Regions from separate parts of the Homo sapiens genome. Here region 2 is linked to region 1. Evidence: chromatin contacts called from ENCODE Hi-C or POLR2A ChIA-PET data. All regions are on one chromosome and are shown on one strand. The core of a region is the stretch at or near the end of the contact, and the rest is flanking DNA. Distances in the headings are between cores, read along the strand shown. Region 1 holds the start of TMEM41A-DT (TMEM41A divergent transcript). Region 2 holds the start of IGF2BP2 (insulin like growth factor 2 mRNA binding protein 2).

Region 1 (4,243 bases), core at 1,732-4,231:
ACATCATCCTGACAAAACATGGGATCCAAGAGAGAAAGTAAAAGGAAGCCTTGGAAGTGGGAAGCTGGGGAGCCGCTAAGCACTGTGTTAAGTGCTTGACTACATGTCCTGTGTAATCCTCACTACATCCCTGAGTCATGCCATCCTTGCCCCATTCTACAGGTGAGAGATTAAGTATCCTCCCCAAGAGCACAGCAGGCAGAGTCAGGGTTCACCCTCAGGTCTGGATGTGGAGCCCCCACCAAGCAGCAGCTGGCTCTCTGCCCTGAAGAGGGATCAGTTCAAGACAGAAGACAGACACAGGGCAGCCTCAAGGAGTCAGCCCCTGACCCCGAGCCCCACACACCTCCCCTGCCTCTCTTGGACATGTTTGCTTTTCTTCTAGTTTCCGACAAGGAAACTGTTTGAGCAGGTCCAGCCTCAGCCTAGAGGAGAGAAACAGGCTGGGGTGGGAGAGGGAAGCAGTACAAAAGGAAGCTGTCAGTGTCTCCCACTTCGGTGCTCAATCCCTCCGTAAGTGCTGAGGGCCACTGTGTGCCAGCCCCGATACACCCACTGTCACTTTTAATCATCCCCACACAACAATCCCATGAGGTTACAGGGGAGTATCCAAATTTTACAGATAAGGAAACAGGGTTGGAGGGAGGGCAGGACACTGACCAGGAAGCTGGAGCCGGGGATGGCAAAGCCCTGTTTGTAGAGGTAGGCGCCGCAGAAGAGCAGGAACACGTAGGCCTGGTGCTCCTTCCGGTACTCTCGAAGGACCTCAGAGAGCTCCCGCAGCTCTGCCAGGTCGGAGGGGAACCACAGCGACCTGGGGATTTGGAAAAGCAGATGGAAACATGAGTTCAGATCAGTCCAGTGCCCATGAAAGTCACTCGCTGTGTCTTCTTTTCAGAGTAGGTTTATAAATATGCCCATCATCTGATCTGCTGGGAACACATACACTCCCAATGACAGATGACCTGATACGACGTTGCGGAGACAGACAGGAGAGCCCTAGTTTGGAAGCAAGAGACCTGGGTTAGCATCCCAACCCTGCTACTTTCTGTTTTACGTCCTTGGACTAGTCCCTGAGTCTCTTTCCTTATCTAAAAAGTGAGAGGTTGGTGCTAAACAGTCATTAAGTTCCCCTTTAGCTCTGGGATTTTAGAATCTGTTCTTAAGAGGCAAATGGATTCATTTCCAGGCAAGTTCTAAATGTCTCAAATTGCCTTCCTTTCAAGGACACTGCCTCCCCCACAAACCAAGAACAATTCAGACTTCAAACTGTTCCTGAGGTGCCAAGTAAAACGACTTTTTAGCATTCACTATAAAGCCAATTAGAGATTCTTCAGGAAAGTATATCTATCCCATAGGATAAATGTAACTTTTTTGATAATATGTCAGGCTTGAATCGAACCCTTTCAAAGAGCCTACTATTTAACTCTGCTCTTAATCTGGTCCTCAATGCACTTTGAATCCTGCCCAAGGGTTATAGTAGCAAGGCTATCTTGCCTCTGCCATCTGAACAGTCCTTGAATCCATCACTGATTAATCATGAGCAAACCCTCCTACTTCTCACGAGAGTTTCTCTCGGTATGTCCGACACCCACAGCAGAGCCTTCTTAGCTACAGCAAAAGAATACAGTAACTGAAAACAGCTGCCTTAATAGTCAAATATCAGTAATTCCCTTAACCACGCAATGCTGTACTAGGCACACTTCCATGCACTTTATAAAGAGTATGCAGCACTCACAAAAACCGGCCAGGTAAGTATTGCTCTGCCTCCTGCCTCGACCAGTCGTTCATTAGAAGGGGAAAAGGAGGCCAGGCGCGATGGCTCACGCCTGTAATCCCAACACTTTGGGAGGCTGAGGCAGGCGGATTACCTGAGGTCAGGAGTTCGAGACCAGCCTGGCCAACATAATGAGACCCCCCCCCCGCGTCCCTACTAAAAATACAAAAATTAGCCGGCCGTGGTGGCGCGCGCCTGTAGTCCCAATTACTTGGGAAACTGAGGCAGGTGAATCGCTTGAACCCGGGAGGAGGAGGTTAAAGTGAGCCGAGATCGCGCCACTGCACTCCAGCCTGGGTGACAGAGCAAGACTCCGTCTCAGAAAAAAAAAAAAAAAAGGTAAAAGTAGAGACAACCAGGAAGACGGGCAGAGTCGATAATTAATTCGTGAATAATTTAAAGTTGTCTATGCAATATTTCTCCTGAAGATCTAATGTCTAAAGTCTCAAGGGCAGACCTGACGTAAGTGGGGTGGGGAGGAGGAGAGACAGTTGAAAGTGGACTTGAAGAGGCTGGGGGCCCGCACGGGGGCGAAGGTGGGCTGGAAATGGGGCCCAGGGCTGGGACTGGGAAAGCAACGGCGCGGGCAGGCTCAGCGCCGCGTCTCCCTCGGCAAATCCACCCAACCAAAGGCACCGCGGCGTGACGCCCTGCACACCCTGCAGCCAGCACCACACAGGTCCCAGTCAGGCCCGGAGCCGGGCTCCCATCCACCCTTCTGTCCGAGACCGTGCGGACGCGGGCCCGGATACCAGACCCGGATTCCAGTCCGATAAGTGAACCTCAATTCCCAACGCCTCCGATACCGGAACCCGAATCTCCGAATCTCCGATTCCCAGCCCCGGTCCTCGGACCCGGCTCCCTTCCTCTGACCCGAACCCGGATTCCCGCCACGCACCTGCCTCCAGCCTCCTCGGTGGAGCCCAGTCTCCGCCCGCGGGGCAGTCGCGTCGACAGCAAGTACAAGGCGAAGGTGCAGCCGGCGAAGACCAGAAGGAGGCCGAGAAGCGGGCGCATGTCGGCTCCGCACCCCGGCCCGCGGGGCAGCCGAGAAGCTCACTTGCACTCCGGGACGCAGCGGCGGGCGGACTGAGCCCGCGGAGCACGTTCACTGACGGACCAGGGAGGGGTCCGCGCCGAGACCCGCCTCCGAACCAGGCCCCACCTCCTGAGCCAGGCCCCCGCCCCCGATTCTGACTCCGCCCTCTCTGTCCTTCGGTGGAGACTCCGGGAAAAACCTGCCTCCCAGTCTGCCCTCTCTCCGTCTGTCTGTGCTTGTTTTTCTACGTTTATCCCTGTCGCTTTCCCCACTTATTCTGCAGGCATGGCGCGCCCCCAGTGCCGGCTTGGTGCCAGGGCTGGGAGATCCGGGGGTGAATCGTGAGCCCGGCCCACAGCGAGCTTGCAGTCTAGAGATCAAGGCAGTCTTGTCCACAACCTGCTGTCACATAAAGCAAATGTAGCTGGTGTAGCACCAGGGGCTGCAATCAAGTGCGGTGGGGCGGCAATAGTGACCACGGAAATAATCAGAATTGCTTTTAATTCAGCTCCTACTATATTCCCGCATCCCTGAGCCTCACAATCATCCTCCAAGGTAGGTATTTTTGTCTTTCTCTAACAGATGAAAACTCTGAGTTTCAGAAGAATTAAATGACATCCCCCCAAAAGAGAGACAGTATAAGAATCCAAGTCAACCTGAGTCCAAAACCAGTGGCCCTTAACACTGTGTGGCTTTATGGAGGACATGGAGTTTAAGTTTACCTTCAAGGATGAGCAACACTTTTCTTCAAGCAGAAAAAGAAGGGAATGGGTGAACACGGTCCCAGGTAAGGCACCAGAATCCAGTTTCAGTGAAGCCTAAGGTATATGAGAAATAAGTGAGAATCTGGGGACAAACAAGAGTGCACTGAAGGCAGGCTAAGGAGTTAGATTTTTAATAATGTAGATGAGACACCAACAGAGGTGTTTAAGTAAGAGAATGATTTCGTTCCTGTTTTAGGATGTTCGCTTTGGCAGATGATTAGAATACGTGCTGACTTGATAGCCACAACTGTCCTGATAAGAAAGTACGCCGGCCTGGCTGGGCATGGTGGCTCACGCCTGTAATCCGAGGATTTTGGGAGGCCCAGGCGGGCGGATCACTTGATGTCAGGAGTTCGAGACCAGCCTGTCCAACATGGTGAAACCCCGTCTGTACTAAAAATACAATAATTAGCCGAGCATGATGGCATGTGCCTGTAATCCCAGCTACTCGGGAGGCTGAGGCACGAGAATCGCTTGAACCTGGAAGGCAGAGGTTGCAGTTACTTTCCCGACATTGCACCACTGCACTCCAGCCTTGGCGACAAGAGCGAAATTTTGTCTCAAAAAAGAAAGAAAGAAAGCACTCAGGCCTGACCCAGGACCACAGCAGTGGACATGGAGGGAGGAGGCTGGGGGTAGTTGGATTGGTATGATATGTCACTG
Region 2 (4,138 bases), core at 514-3,013, 330 kb after region 1:
GCACGCACGGAACTCCACGCTCGGGCTCCGCCTTCGGGCGCCCCCAAGGGGTCTCCTACCCGGATCGAGCTGGGCGAACTTGGTTCCCAGTAGAAAGAAAGGTGGGCGCCCCGTGTCTCGGGACAAGGCGAGGAGGGTGCGAGCCCGGGTCGGACCCCAGGTATAGCCGTGGGTGGCATTACCGGAAAAACAAATTTAATAAAGAGCGGCGCCAATTTGAAAGGATGAGCTCATTTGAAACTCAAGCTGCAGGGCTGGCGCGGCCCCGCTGCTCTCCCGGCCCCCACCTCTCCATTCCGCTAATCCGGGGCCCGAAGGCTCCACCGGGCTCCCCTCCCTGCCCTCTCCTCCCGGTGGCCCCGAGAAAACGAGCCGAAGCCCCCCGGAGTCCGCCGCAGCGACAGCCCTGTCCCTGCCCGCTCCTGGGTGTCACCTTGGCCTCGCCGCCGCCCCGCCCCCACTCCACACGCCGGTGGGGAAGGGGCTCCCGCCGGGCCGGGGTTCGGGGGGCGCCGGCCGGGGCCCGGGGGCCCGCGCGGCTGGGAGCGGAGCGTGTGCTGGGGAGAGTTGGGGAGTGCGCGCGCGCGAGTGTGTGTGTGTGTCGCTCTCCGTCTCCTGTCTGGGCTCCAGCGCGCTCGCGGGCCCCCCGGTCGCCTCTTTCCCGGTTCTCAACCCTGGCCCCCACCGAGTTGAGACAGGGCACCTCGTAAAAAGGTGCTTCTGGCCGAGCGGGAGGCGGGGGGACGGGCGGCGGAAAGCCCCCAGCCCCGAGTTCTTCTCAATAAAATCGGACAAAAAATTCAGAGAAAAATAGGAGCGCTTGAGAGAGCAAGCGAGAGGGGACTGAGGTTCGGGAAAGGACCGAGGGGATGTGCCGTCGTGCGAGGGCTGGGGCTGGGGGAGCCCCGAGATCTCGAAGGGGGTCACCAGGGTGGCGCCGAGGGGGTGCCAAAAGTGGGGGGCCGTGGGGCGAGGTGGGGAGGGGGCTCGAAAGGAGAGTGCGGCTCAGGAGACGCCAGAGGGCGAGAGGTTCTGGGCACGAGGCACTGGAAGAGAGAAGGTCCGGCCGGGGGAGGAGGAAGAGACGCTGGATTTGGGGAAGGGGGGACCCTGACAAAGGGGGTGACAGGAAGGTCAGGGGAGAAGTGAGACAGGGGACGCTCAAAGGGTGGGGGGCGGGGAAGCTCAGAGCAGCCCGGGGCGCCAGGCGAACGAGGGGTGCCCCTAAGGAGCCGGCGAGCCTCGGGAGCCTTCGGAGCGGCACGGGGGGCGCCCCAAGGCTGCGGCCCCGAGGGCGAGGGCAGAGTCCAGAGCTGTGGGGGGAGGGGAGCGGGCCGTCCCAGGAGCGGGCCGGCGGCGAGAGTTGAGGGTCTGGTGCGTGGAAGTGAGCGTGCGGGCGCGGGAGCCGCCGCCGGGCGCCGCCCGCCGGACTCGGCCTCCCTCCCGGCGCCGTCCCGGCCTGAGCGGGGCGAGGCGGGGGGAGGGGGCCGCGCTGAGTGCTCACCCGAGAGGGTCTCGATGGCGCGGATGGCCCAGTTCTGGTCGGGGTAGTCCACGAAGGCGTAGCCGGACTTCAGCAGGACCTGTCCCGCCAGGGGCAGCTTCCTGTCCCCAAAGAGCTGCCGGAGGTCGTCGGCGGTGACGGCGGGGCTCAGGTTCCCGATGTAAAGCTTGTTCATCATCCGTCTCTTCCCCGAGAGCCCGCGGCTCCCCCGGCCCGGTACCCGGCGCTCCTCGCCTCCTCCGCTGCCCTCGTCTCTCCTCCTCCTCCGCCCCCCCTCCCCGCCCTCCGCCCGCCCGCCACCCACCCCCACCCTCAGCCTGGCTCCCCCCACCGCGGCCGGCCCGGCCCGCCCGGGGGCAGAGGCGGAGGCGGGGACTCGGCGCGGCTGCCTCCTCGGGGCAGAGTCCCGGGCCGGGCGGCGGCGCGCGGACAAAGCGCTCTCTCTGCCTCCCTCTCTCTCCCTCTCAAGGCGGTGGCGGGAGGAGGAGCAGCGGCGGGCGGCGGCAGCGCACCCCGCGTGTGTCTGTGTGAGAGTTTGTACGGGCGTGTGCGCAGCCGAGAGGGAGCGAGCGAGCGCCCCCTCCCCGCCCCGCGCCGCTGCGCCCCTCGCCTCGCGCCCACCGCGCTCGGCAGTGGCTGCTCGGGCTCCGGCCCCGCGCCAGGCGGGCGGAAGCGGGTCGCGGCCCCGGGCTGGGGCTCCGGGCGCCGGAACCCCGGGCGGGCGCGGCGCCGAGGCCGGGCGAGCGGCGGGGCGGGGAAGGCGCGCCCCGGGCGCGGGTGGGAGCGCGCGAGGGGGCGACGGGGAGCCGCGGGCGTGGGAGGGAGAGGGGCTGCGAGTGAGCGCGGAGAGGGGTGTGCGCAAGGTGGACCGGATGTGAGTGCGCTGCTGCCAGGGCAAGCGGGAAGGTGTGTCCCGGAGGTGAGAGGCGAGGGCAGGCTGGGAGACAACAACTTTCGCAGCGACTTGGCCGGGGCTGGCGCCCTGCGCGTTCCCGGGCCGTGCGCTCGCTCTGAGACCCGCTCCCCGCCACGCTCTCTGAGGTGACCGAGCGGCGCGTGTGGTCGAAGGATCGCGCGCGGGAGTCGGGACGCCTAGGACCGGGGTTGGCCGGGCCCTCGCGGACCGTGCTCGCGGGGAAGTGGTTCCCGGTCCCGGGCCTCAGTTTCCCGACCGGGGAGGGAAGGCGGAAGGCCAGCGCGGAGTCACGTCCTCTCCGCCCAGACCCCGCGTGTCCGGAACCCCGCGGCAGGCGGCAGCCTGACGTTGGCAGCTGCTCTCTATTCTGGGAAGTGCCGAGGGCTTCCCGGGCGGCGGCGGCGAAAGCCAGGTGGCGGGTGGGGAAACGAACGCCGAGGGGCCAGGGACTGCGGCGAGGCCGGAGCGCTGGGGTCAGCGGCCGGGGGACGGATGGTCGCCGCCCGGCTGCGCGGCCGGTTCAGCTCCAAAGCCAGGGTGGTGGGAGGCGAGGGTGGCTGGAAGCGGAGGAGCGCAGGCTGTGTAGGAGTTCCCCGAGCACTGGGAAGGGCCCGGAGAGGAAAGAGGTCCTTCCAAGCGGAGGAAACAACGTGACCGACGGAAGAGGCAGGGTTGGGATGAGAGCAGGCTGGAGCCGAGGGGCTCGGGCAGGAGCCAGACAGGCTAGAGCGGGCTGCAAGTTCCGGGGCCCGGCTGGAAGCCTGATGGTTAGAGCCTGGTCCCAGCCAGGAAATGAAATTCTACAGGAGGGAGAAGAATGGCGGGATTCAGAGGTGAGGAGGCAGAAGAAGATTCCAAGCTCTGGACCTCTGGGGGCCACTGGGAGAGTTGAAGGTTTGATCGCGGATATGTTGGGTTTTGTGAAGGCGTTGGGGCGCGGGTGCGGGGAGTGTCCTTGGGTGGAGAAGTCACGAATGTAGGAATGGAACAAGTTCGGGTCTCCTGACTGGGTCGTGAAGTAGTATTGTCTTTCCCAAGCTTTCCTGTTGATGAGCGGCGTGGAGAGAATGGGGCTTGCTGGATTTTGTATTTTCCGCAAGTACTCCCAGGTGATTCTGGTCTGGTAAACACTGTTGGAGTGGAAGGCCTATCTGCCCCGGACTCAGACCTTCTCTCTGCCCCCATCTTTGTGCCCTGAGATGTTCCAGCATTCTCGAGCCTAAGTTTCTTCATCTATAAGGAGATAAAATAACCAGTCCTCGCAGGGCTGTTGTGAGGGCTACAAGAAGGATAACTGCCTAGCGTGTTGAGACATGGGTGGTCAGACACTTAATGCCTGTTTCTCTTCTTTCCCCCAGGAATTCATGAACTTTTAAAATACTTTATTCTACAGAAGGAGATCTTCTTAACTAATTAGGTATCCAGAGGAGAAAGTAATGAATCCATTTTCACCTAGATATTTGCAGTTATTTGAATTCTGGCTTTTGTCTCAAGTATTCACATATTTTTTTCTCTCTCTAGAAAAAGAATCGGATTTTACTGCTCCAGGAGTTGAGAATGAACTTGGTTACTAATCCCCAAAGTAATAGATAAACTAGGTGTGGATGCTTCTTTACTAAATTGTATCAGAGAATCACAAATGAACATGACTTGTGCATGCATAAACCTCAGCAGACTGAACTAACCATCTTTAGATTATTTACACATGTGCTCCTAAT

Evidence for each region. A loop is a pair of places that touch in the nucleus more often than their neighbours do. ChIA-PET counts read pairs that join two places held with the same protein, here RNA polymerase II (POLR2A). Pooled maps may share reads with other maps.
Region 2: a pooled map shows a loop between it and region 1 (5-fold over the local background). The contact joins the promoter of IGF2BP2 here to the promoter of TMEM41A-DT in region 1. A Hi-C loop is called at or near these places in 1 of 37 single-sample maps with no recorded cell type and 5 of 50 pooled maps. POLR2A ChIA-PET finds 5 or more read pairs at or near these places in 1 of 52 experiments (activated naive CD4-positive, alpha-beta T cell).

What each region holds. Positions count from the first base shown.
Region 1 is chr3:185,496,168-185,500,410 of GRCh38, forward strand. It overlaps TMEM41A-DT (TMEM41A divergent transcript), which reads left to right and starts at 2,982. Exons shown (of 3, transcript XR_924792.3): 1 at 2,982-3,603. TMEM41A (transmembrane protein 41A) reads right to left here and starts at 2,868. Exons shown (of 5, transcript NM_080652.4): 1 at 2,676-2,868; 2 at 661-814. The coding sequence starts at 2,794. RefSeq lists a silencer at 2,850-2,989.
Region 2 is chr3:185,823,279-185,827,416 of GRCh38, forward strand. It overlaps IGF2BP2 (insulin like growth factor 2 mRNA binding protein 2), which reads right to left and starts at 1,764. Exons shown (of 16, transcript NM_006548.6): 1 at 1,505-1,764. The coding sequence starts at 1,682. RefSeq lists an enhancer at 1-630 and silencers at 1,570-1,800, 1,812-2,081, 2,492-2,581.